3 separate regions of the Homo sapiens genome follow, and all the other regions are linked to region 3. A link is a contact called in ENCODE Hi-C or POLR2A ChIA-PET data. All regions are on one chromosome and are shown on one strand. Each heading gives the region's core, a stretch centred on a gene start or an enhancer-like site at or near the end of the contact. The rest is flanking DNA. Distances are from core to core; before and after follow the strand shown. Region 1 holds the start of EME1 (essential meiotic structure-specific endonuclease 1). Region 2 holds the start of ACSF2 (acyl-CoA synthetase family member 2). Region 3 holds the start of CACNA1G (calcium voltage-gated channel subunit alpha1 G).

Region 1 (2,700 bases), core at 201-2,700, 190 kb after region 3:
GTTTTCATCATGTTCGCCAGGCTAGTCTTGAACTCCTGACCTCAAGTGATCCGCCCGCCTTGGCCTCCCAAAGTGCTGAGATTACAGGTGTGAACCACTGCACCTGGCCAAAAACTGTTCTTTTTAAAAATTGAGATATAGGCTGGGCATGGTAGCTCATGCGTATAATCCCAGCACTTTGGGAGGCCAAAGCAGAAGGATCACTTGAGCCCAGGAGTTCGAGAACAGCCTGGGCAACATAGTGAGAACTCGTCTCTACAAAAAAATACAAAAATTAGCTGGGTATGGTGGCTCACACCTGTAGTCCCAGATACTCAGGAGGCTGAGGTGGGAGGATTGCTTGAGCCTGGGAGGTCAAGGCTGCAGTGAGCTGTGATTGTACGACTGCACTCCAGCCCGGGTGACAGAGTGAGACCCTGCTTCAAAAGAAAAATAAAATAAAAATAAAAATAGAGATATAATTTGCACAGCATAATATCCTTTTAAAAGTGTACATTCAGTAGATTTTAGTATATTCACAATGTTGTGCAACCATCATCACTATTTTATCACCTCAAAAAGAATTCCTGCAGCCATTAAGCCGTCACTGTCCTTTCCCTCCCTCCCCAGCTCCTGGCAACCATAAATCTGTCTCTATGCATTTGCCTATTCTGGATATTTCATATAAATAGAATCATACACTATGTGGCCTTTTGTGATTGACTTTTTTCACTCAGCTTGTTTTCAAGGTTTATCTATGATGTAGCCTGTATCAGTAGTTAATTGCTTTTCATGACTGAATAATATTCCACTGTATGGATATGCTACATTTTGTTTATCCATTCATCACTTGGACATTTAATTTGTTTCCTTTTTTTGCCTGTTATGAATAATGCTGCTATGAACACTGACATACAAGTTTTTGTGGGGGTATGTTTTCAAATCCCTTTCGTGTATATACCTAGGAGTAGAATTGCTGGGTCATATGCAAAGCTAATCATTTCTTGAACATTTACTAACACTGTAGGTATGACCCAGAAGGAGACATGTAACCTGCCTAGGCCTCAGTTTCTTCCTTAGTAAAACAGGGATGGTAACAGCACCCATTTTATAAGGTAGTGAGAATTAAATAAAATAATGCATCCACCGCGCTTAGTACAGCATCTGGCACACAGCTGGCTAAGTAGAGTAAGTTGAATGACTAGGGAGGGGGCCTCATCTCTGACCCTTCGCTGGGCCTCCGTTGACATCTGCAAATCAGGGGAGTGGGACAAGCGGGCCCCTGCCCGACAAGCTCTGCGCCTCTCAGGCTGGCGGTCCGCTGCAGAGGCTCCTGGACACCTTAGCCACCAAGATTCTGCAGAGCGGTGTTCAGGAGGGAAGCCCTGCCCAATCCGCAGGCCTGCGACCGGGGACGCTCACCTGCAACTTCTCCCGCCACTCTTTCAACTGCCACGCAGGGCCCGGAAGTAGATCTCCTGATAGCGGAAGTAGAAACTTTTCGAGACCGGAAGTGAGTGATCGAAAGCATGGCGTCGGTGGTGTTGGCGCTGAGGACCCGGACAGCCGGTAATGGGACGCAGTAGTCAGAGCGGGGTGAGGCGGGGAGGCAGAGTGGAGCTCCAGCAGGGAGGGAAGGAGGTGACACTGATCCCCGCGGAGGACCTTGGATGCGAGGGGAAGTGTGTGGGGTACTCCAGGTTTGAGGGACGGTGTCGCTGGTCACGTGACACATCCTGGGTGGAGCCGTGAGTGAGGGCGTTTGAAGAGCACTTGTCTTTCTCCTGCCTCAGCAGCACGGACGGGTTCCTTGGCGGTTGGGGATTTGGGTGGGTCCTTTCTCTGTAGAAGTATTAGTAACATTGGCATATTGGGGTTGAAAAAATTAATCTATTGATTCAGCAGATTGAGGTCTTACTTTGTGCTAGACACGGCGGTAGGTGTTCGGAAAATCAGCAGAAAACGTGAAGACTTGGCTTCTAGCCCCCGAACGGTTCTCTCTGGTGCATAAGGCAATAAATGAACATATAAAGTAGATGTAGACTGGCAAGTGCTGTGAAGAAGGATAATGTGTGTCTGTGTGTGTGTCTTTTTTTAGATTGGACGGTGAAGGAAGGCTTCTGAGGAGATAACATTTAAAACCTAAAGAATGACAGGCGGGGCGTGATGGCTCACGCCTGTAGTCCCAACACTTTGGGAGGCCTAGGTGGGCGGATCGCTTGAGCCCAGGAGTTCAAGACCGACTGGGCAACATGGCAAAACCCCATCTCTACAAAAAATACAAAAATTAGCTGGGTGTAGTGGCGCTTGCCTGTGGTCTCAGATACTCAGGAGGCTGAGGTGGGAGGATCACCTGAGCTCGGGAGGTCGAGGTTGCAGTGAGCTATGTTCATACCACTGCACTCCAGCCTGGGTGACAGAATGGGGCCCTATCCCCCCCCCCCAAAAAAAAAAGAATGACAGGAGACCTAGACCTGTGTAGAGTGAGGGACAGGAGAGTGACTTGAGCCAGTTTTACATTTTGAGAAGCAAACTATTGCTCTTATGTAAATTTAAAGGGGATAGGAGTGGAAATGAGGAAATCAAATGGAAAGTCGTAATAGCCCTGAGGAGAGATGATTTAGCCAAGATGTTTGTGGTGGCAGTGAACTTGGAGGAAAACGGATGAATTTGAGATCTGTTTTGGAGTTAGCATCCACAGAGCTTGCTGGTGAACAATAT
Region 2 (2,700 bases), core at 97-2,596, 130 kb after region 3:
GGGGGTCAGGGGAGGGCCGAACTTGTCTAGGGAGACCCTGGGAAGTAGTGAGTGACTTCCCAGGGTCACTGGGAAGAGGACCCCACTGTCCTCATCTCAATCCCATCTACTGACCAGCCTTGATCCACTTAGTTTTCTCAGCAAATTAGGCAGAGTGATGTTAAGGCATTGCATGCTTTCTAGCATTCAGAAATCAGCAAGTTCAGAAAGTGTGATCTTGGAGTTCTAGCCAAAAAGGAGTCTGCATGTCCCTCCAACTCTTCCTACTTAGCCTTTTTAAAAACAAAAACAAATCTAGTTCTCTGAGACACAGCTTTGTTCTGACTTCTCCCTTTTCCATGTCCAGGCCCACACCCCATCTGATGTTGCTGAAAGTGCTGTCCTGACCATAGACTTAGTATCTGGCCGAGTTGAGTGGTAGGACAGGCTCAGTAGTGCACAGGGCTCCCCAGTGGTGCTGCTGAAGCTAACAGCCCTGATAACATGAGTGGCAGCCTGCTCTCTGTGTCTCAAGCACTTTCACATTTGCCATCTCACGGGGTCCTCCCAAGGACTGGTCACACCGGGAAGGCAGCTTTACTTACTGTGCTGCTGCAGAGGCAGTGAAGCTACTGGGAACTGAAATCCTCTGCCTGCCAGCTTCCATCCCACCCCTTGCACTGAGGACAGAAGGAAATAGGCCCAGGAGTAGGCAGCAAAGAATTAAAGCCATGTTAGTGAGCAGCTGATGAGGAGACAGGAGACTGCTAAGTTTAGTGGCCTGGGTCGGGGAGACTGGGGCTGATCCCCAAGTTTGCCCATGAAGGGGTTCCAACTCAGAGGCAGTGTCCTGGGGGTACAGCCCAGGCCTTGGCCCTTGCCCCTCCCCATCGGAATATTCTCCTTAAAGCCCACACTCCTTGCCCTCTGTGCCCATAAAGGAGAAGGAATCGAGAGTCTTGGACCAGAACTCGAAGTCACTGCAGCCACCAACCAAAGCCCCCTCCCCACCCAAGTCCACCAGGCCAAGCCAGCTTTTCCTATTGCCTAGGTGCTGGCGGGGGGCGGGGGAGGGGCGGGTACCTTCCCCCCAGTGCACTCGTCCAGAGGTGGGGCTTCCGAAGCTCGCCGGGACCTCCAAGTTCCTCTCCCGGGGAACTGCCCCGCCCCCTCTCTTCCCGCGGGGGGCCAGTACCTGAGGAAGCGGACACCCTGCAACCTGGCTTCCTGCCAACTCCGAGAGAGGGCGGCCCGGGCCCCCAGCACCCCCGAGCTCCCGGCGCACAGCCTCCCCAGGCGCAGCATCCCGACGTAGACAGCCATGGCTCGCTTTGCCCTGCGTCCCGGCCCGAGTAAACTTTTAAAGTGAGCCGGGGCGGGGCGGGCGCGCAGCGGGCGGGGAGGCGGGGAGGGTGGCCTCTGCCTATGGGGTGCGGCGGATTCGGTCTCCGCCGGCGGGGCGGGGCGGGGCGCGGCGGCGGCGACTTCGCGCGGGGCCACCTTCCCCTCCGACCCCGCGGCCCTCCCCCTCCCACCCTCGAAGAATAGCCCTGGTTTCCTCTGGATCCGAAGGCCCCAGCTGCAGTCCGAAACAGATCTTCCTCGCGACCATCCTCAGGGGCCTGGATGTTAGAAGCGCAAAAATTTGTTGATTTCCTAGAGGGAGAGCCAGCAGCACATCCGTGAGGGGCCAGATGGCAAGGTCAAGATCCATCCATCCCCTGCCCCCTCGGGTCACGTGCTGGCCCCGCTACTTGCGAGCCGGGGGCCAAAGGAGCAGGCGCGAAGCGTCCTTGAGGCATGCCAGCTGGAGCAGAGGGCCCCGCGGGGTTGGGGAGGCAGCCAGAACAAAGGGTGTCGCGGGTGAGCCCCCTGCGGGCCCGCTGGCGCCAGAGTCCCAGCTGAGGCCAGATGTCAGCTTCAGAAGGAACACCAGTTGTACCCCATCTCACAGGAGGCATCCTCCCATCCCTCCTCGGCGCCTCTGCCTTGACCTTCTGCACAGGGTTGGGGGCCGGACACGTAAGGTGGCCTCAGGGACTGGGACCTGTGTATTTCATCCTCCATCTGCCTGTCTTGGGGCCTGTGGCACAGTTCCCTGTGCTGCCCCAGGTGTGAATGGAAAGCAACCCTATGCCCCTCCTTAGGGTTCCTGAGGCCCAGGGGTGAGTGGGGTACTAAGACCTGGGCAGAGCTGCGGGACAGAGAAGGTGATAGCTCTGGTCCTGGCTAGGAAAAGTGGCACTGGGCACCAAAGAGTAGCACAGTTTATACCTGTTCCAGGTCCACACTGCCTCGGCCTAGCCATGACTCTTCCTCTAGAGAAGGAGCTGGAGAAGAATGGGGCAAAGGCCCTGGCAGTGTGACCTCCCCTCTCCTGACTGGAGGAGATGAAGTAAACCCTGCCAGGCAGAAGGGGTGGCTGAGAGTGGAGCCTGGCCTGAGGTGACCTTTGCCCTTATCTGGGAACTCTGGCTCCACTTGGGTCATGAGAAGGAGTCCATGCTGGGCCTCTTTATGATCTTGAGCGTGACCTCAAATCCTCCCTGGAACCCCGGTTCCTAGGGAGGGTCCCCACACTTCAGTTTCTGTGGGGTTGGGGCAGGAAGAGACAGAGGAACAAAGAGATCACCGGAGGCTGGGCCTGCAAGGGTGTGCTTTCCTAATTAGACTAACTGTCTTTGATAGCGGACCAGGGAATGTGGAGGGCTGGGGCATTCA
Region 3 (2,700 bases), core at 1-2,500:
GCCTGGATCCCCACCCCCCCAACCCAGGAAGACTGAGGTGTGTGTACGCAGGTGGGGTAAGCCCGGGTTACCGACGAGACCTGCTCGCGTCTCCGCTCCCACTCTGGTGCCCCCTCCCCTCCCTGGCAGCCCCCCCCCCATCCGCCTACCCTCCGGGCTCACTTCGACTCACCTGGCGGTGGGTCTTCTTCCCCCCCGACCCCCGGCGGTGCGGCCCGTCCCCCTTCTGACCCCGCGCCTGGCCGTCGTGCCCCGAAGGATATGGGTTACAGACCGTGCGGAGACACCAGCTCCGCGGGCGGCTGTCCTGGCTCAAGTAGAAGAAAACCACCGGGGCCAGCGCCGGGTACGGCAGCCCCTCCGCCTCGGAGTCCGCGCTGCCCGGGTCCTTTTCTGCTGACCCCGGCCCCGGCCGGCCCCCGGCCCCCGACAGGTCGTTGAGCCGCATGAAGCTCCGGGGCTGTCCCGACTCCTCGGCGCCCGCTCCATCCTCCTCCTCGTCCATCCTCTGGCCAGCCGGGGCCCCGGGCGATCCGGAGAGGGGCAAGCGGCGCCCCTCAGAGGAGGTGTCCTCACGCAACCCGGGGGCCCCGGCGGGGGCACATCTGGTGGGCTCTAGGGCGCAAGCTGAGCCCCCGGGAGGGCCAGTTCAGCCCAGCTCCCCCTGCCCGCAGGGGCATGCTGCCCGCGGGGCGCCGGGGCGCAGGGAAACCCCGCCCGGCGCGAGTCCCGCTTCCCCTGCGCCCCTGGGGCTTCCCGGGCCAGCCGGCCGGCTCCCCCTCACTTTGTTCCGGCTTCTTCGCTTCGCGCCCAGGCTCCGGTTGCCGGATTCGGCGCTACCTTCGGCGAAGCCGCCCCGAGAGGGCGAACGAAAAGGGGGGCAGCGGCGGAGGGCGGGGGTCCGGGGAGGGGCGCCCCCTCTTCCCGCGGCGCAGCTGGAGCCGGATCTAAGGGGTCAGCATCGTCCCGGCTCCGCGCCAGGCGGCGGGGGAGGGGAGGAGGGATCTCTTTAGGGGTGGGCTTGGAGGGGGTGGGGGCGGCTCCTTCCCCCGCCCCGCCGCGGGCTCACTGTCCGGGAGGGGCGGGGAGACAGTGGGGGGCAGTCCCGGGCGGGAGTGGAGGCGGAGATGCCGCCGCCGCAGCCGCCGCGGTGGCTGCCGCTGCCGTAGCTGTCGCCGGCGCCACAGCCTCCTCCTCCGGCCGAGACGCGGAGCGAGCGAGCGAAAGCGGCGGCGAGGAGCCCCGCGCACACCACAGCTGGATCCCTCACTTCAACTTCAAGCCTCGGCCCCGCCCCCAGACAGCCCCGCAGCCAATCGCCGGACGCCGCCGGCCCCGAGCCGCGCGCCCATTGGCCGTCCGCCGTGGCAGTGCGGGCGGGAGCGCAGGGAGAGAACCACAGCTGGAATCCGATTCCCACCCCAAAACCCAGGACCGCCCCTCTCCCCTCCCCTTGCCCCTGGGTCCGCTCCCGAAGGCTGGAGCCAATCAGACTGCTGCCCAGACCGAACCCACTTTCCTATTGGCCATTGGGGTCTTTGGGACTCCCTTGGAGGGAGCCCGAAGAATCAGAGTATTCGGCGCGGGGTCCTGGCGTAGGGCCGCAGGCCCCAGGCATCCTTTGTCCACGACCCCTGATTTGGGCAGCAGCCGGAGGACGGAGCTCAGCTCTGGGCGGGCCTGGGGAAGAAAGGAGACAGGCGGCACGGGGGTGAGGGTTGTCACCAGGGGGTCCCAGAGCGAAATCCCAGGTCTCCACCTGGTTAATCTCCCACCCTGGAGTTGAGCTTGGCTGCGGGACTGGGGGAGGGAAGGAGCGGAGCTGGATGTCCTGGGGGTGGGGCTTCAGGCTGGAGGGGCCCAGTCTTGGAGAAACGGGCGGAGCTCGAGAAAGGCTAGGGTAGGCATGGTCTGGGCGTGGCCTCCACAAATCTCTTGGGCTTATTGGTCATACTCCCGAGTCAATTCTGAGACTTCGACCCTGACCTCGTAACCCTAACCCGCTGGACCTGACCTCACATTGACGCTCCTGGGCTTCATCCCTTTGCCCCTAGGGACCTTTTGAAGGGCGTGGACTCCACGCAGGGGCTTCGTGCTTGAACACGTGGCCCCAGGCAGGTCGCGCTGGACCGCAGAGCCCGGATCCCCAGGAGGGGCTGCGGAGCAGAGCGAGGACCCCTAAGAAGGAACCTGTGGGGGTCTCGAGTGTGTGGGAGGGGGCGGAAGCACAGAGCTGGGCTTTATCGACTCGACCTTCAAAGTCCCCACCACCGCCACCCCCCAACTTCGTGCCTCAGTTTCTCTTAAGTCCCTATGTGGCTTAGGGAAAGAGTGTCCGCGGAACTGGAACTTCGCGGGTCTGCCGCCTTCACTCACTCACCTTAACCCTACCGGCAGCGGGCCCTCGTGGGTTTGTGCTTTCCACGCGTGCACACGCACGCGCAGACCCCGGCCCTTGCCCCGCCTACCTCCCCGAGTTCTGGGGCTCAGTCGGCTCTAGCTCTCTCCTGCCGCCGGCGCCACTCCAGAAAGCTGTGGGTACCCGGGAGCGGAGCGCCGCGGGTGTGCTGGGCGCCGGTGGAGGGGGGAACAGCGAGGATTAGACGCCGGGAAGCACTTCCCCAACATCTGCGAGAGGTAGACACGGCGGAACCTAGTGGGTCAGTCAGTTCCCTCTCCGGAGATTTTGGGGCGCTTGCG

What was found. Hi-C counts contacts between places; a loop is a spot of excess contacts on that map. ChIA-PET counts read pairs that join two places held with the same protein, here RNA polymerase II (POLR2A). Pooled maps may share reads with other maps.
Region 1: a pooled map shows a loop between it and region 3 (2.9-fold over the local background). The contact joins the promoter of EME1 here to the promoter of CACNA1G in region 3. A Hi-C loop is called at or near these places in 3 of 50 pooled maps. POLR2A ChIA-PET finds 5 or more read pairs at or near these places in 4 of 52 experiments (AG04449, H1, HepG2 and 1 more).
Region 2: a map of CD4-positive, alpha-beta T cell shows a loop between it and region 3 (2.6-fold over the local background). The contact joins the promoter of ACSF2 here to the promoter of CACNA1G in region 3. A Hi-C loop is called at or near these places in 1 of 168 maps with a recorded cell type or tissue (CD4-positive, alpha-beta T cell) and 2 of 50 pooled maps. POLR2A ChIA-PET finds 5 or more read pairs at or near these places in 1 of 52 experiments (Panc1).

What each region holds. Positions count from the first base shown.
Region 1 is chr17:50,371,979-50,374,678 of GRCh38, reverse strand. It overlaps EME1 (essential meiotic structure-specific endonuclease 1), which reads right to left and starts at 1,450. Exons shown (of 9, transcript NM_152463.4): 1 at 1,402-1,450. It overlaps MRPL27 (mitochondrial ribosomal protein L27), which reads left to right and starts at 1,495. Exons shown (of 4, transcript NM_016504.3): 1 at 1,495-1,548. The coding sequence starts at 1,509. RefSeq lists enhancers at 1,132-1,351, 1,492-1,961.
Region 2 is chr17:50,424,864-50,427,563 of GRCh38, reverse strand. ACSF2 (acyl-CoA synthetase family member 2) reads right to left here and starts at 1,346. Exons shown (of 16, transcript NM_025149.6): 1 at 1,175-1,346. The coding sequence starts at 1,302. RefSeq lists a silencer at 1,214-1,533 and an enhancer at 1,270-1,814.
Region 3 is chr17:50,559,265-50,561,964 of GRCh38, reverse strand. It overlaps CACNA1G (calcium voltage-gated channel subunit alpha1 G), which reads right to left and starts at 1,250. Exons shown (of 38, transcript NM_018896.5): 1 at 264-1,250. The coding sequence starts at 505. It overlaps CACNA1G-AS1 (CACNA1G antisense RNA 1), which reads left to right. Exons shown (of 2, transcript NR_038439.1): 1 at 1-37. RefSeq lists enhancers at 1-291, 1,651-1,700 and a silencer at 1,051-1,430.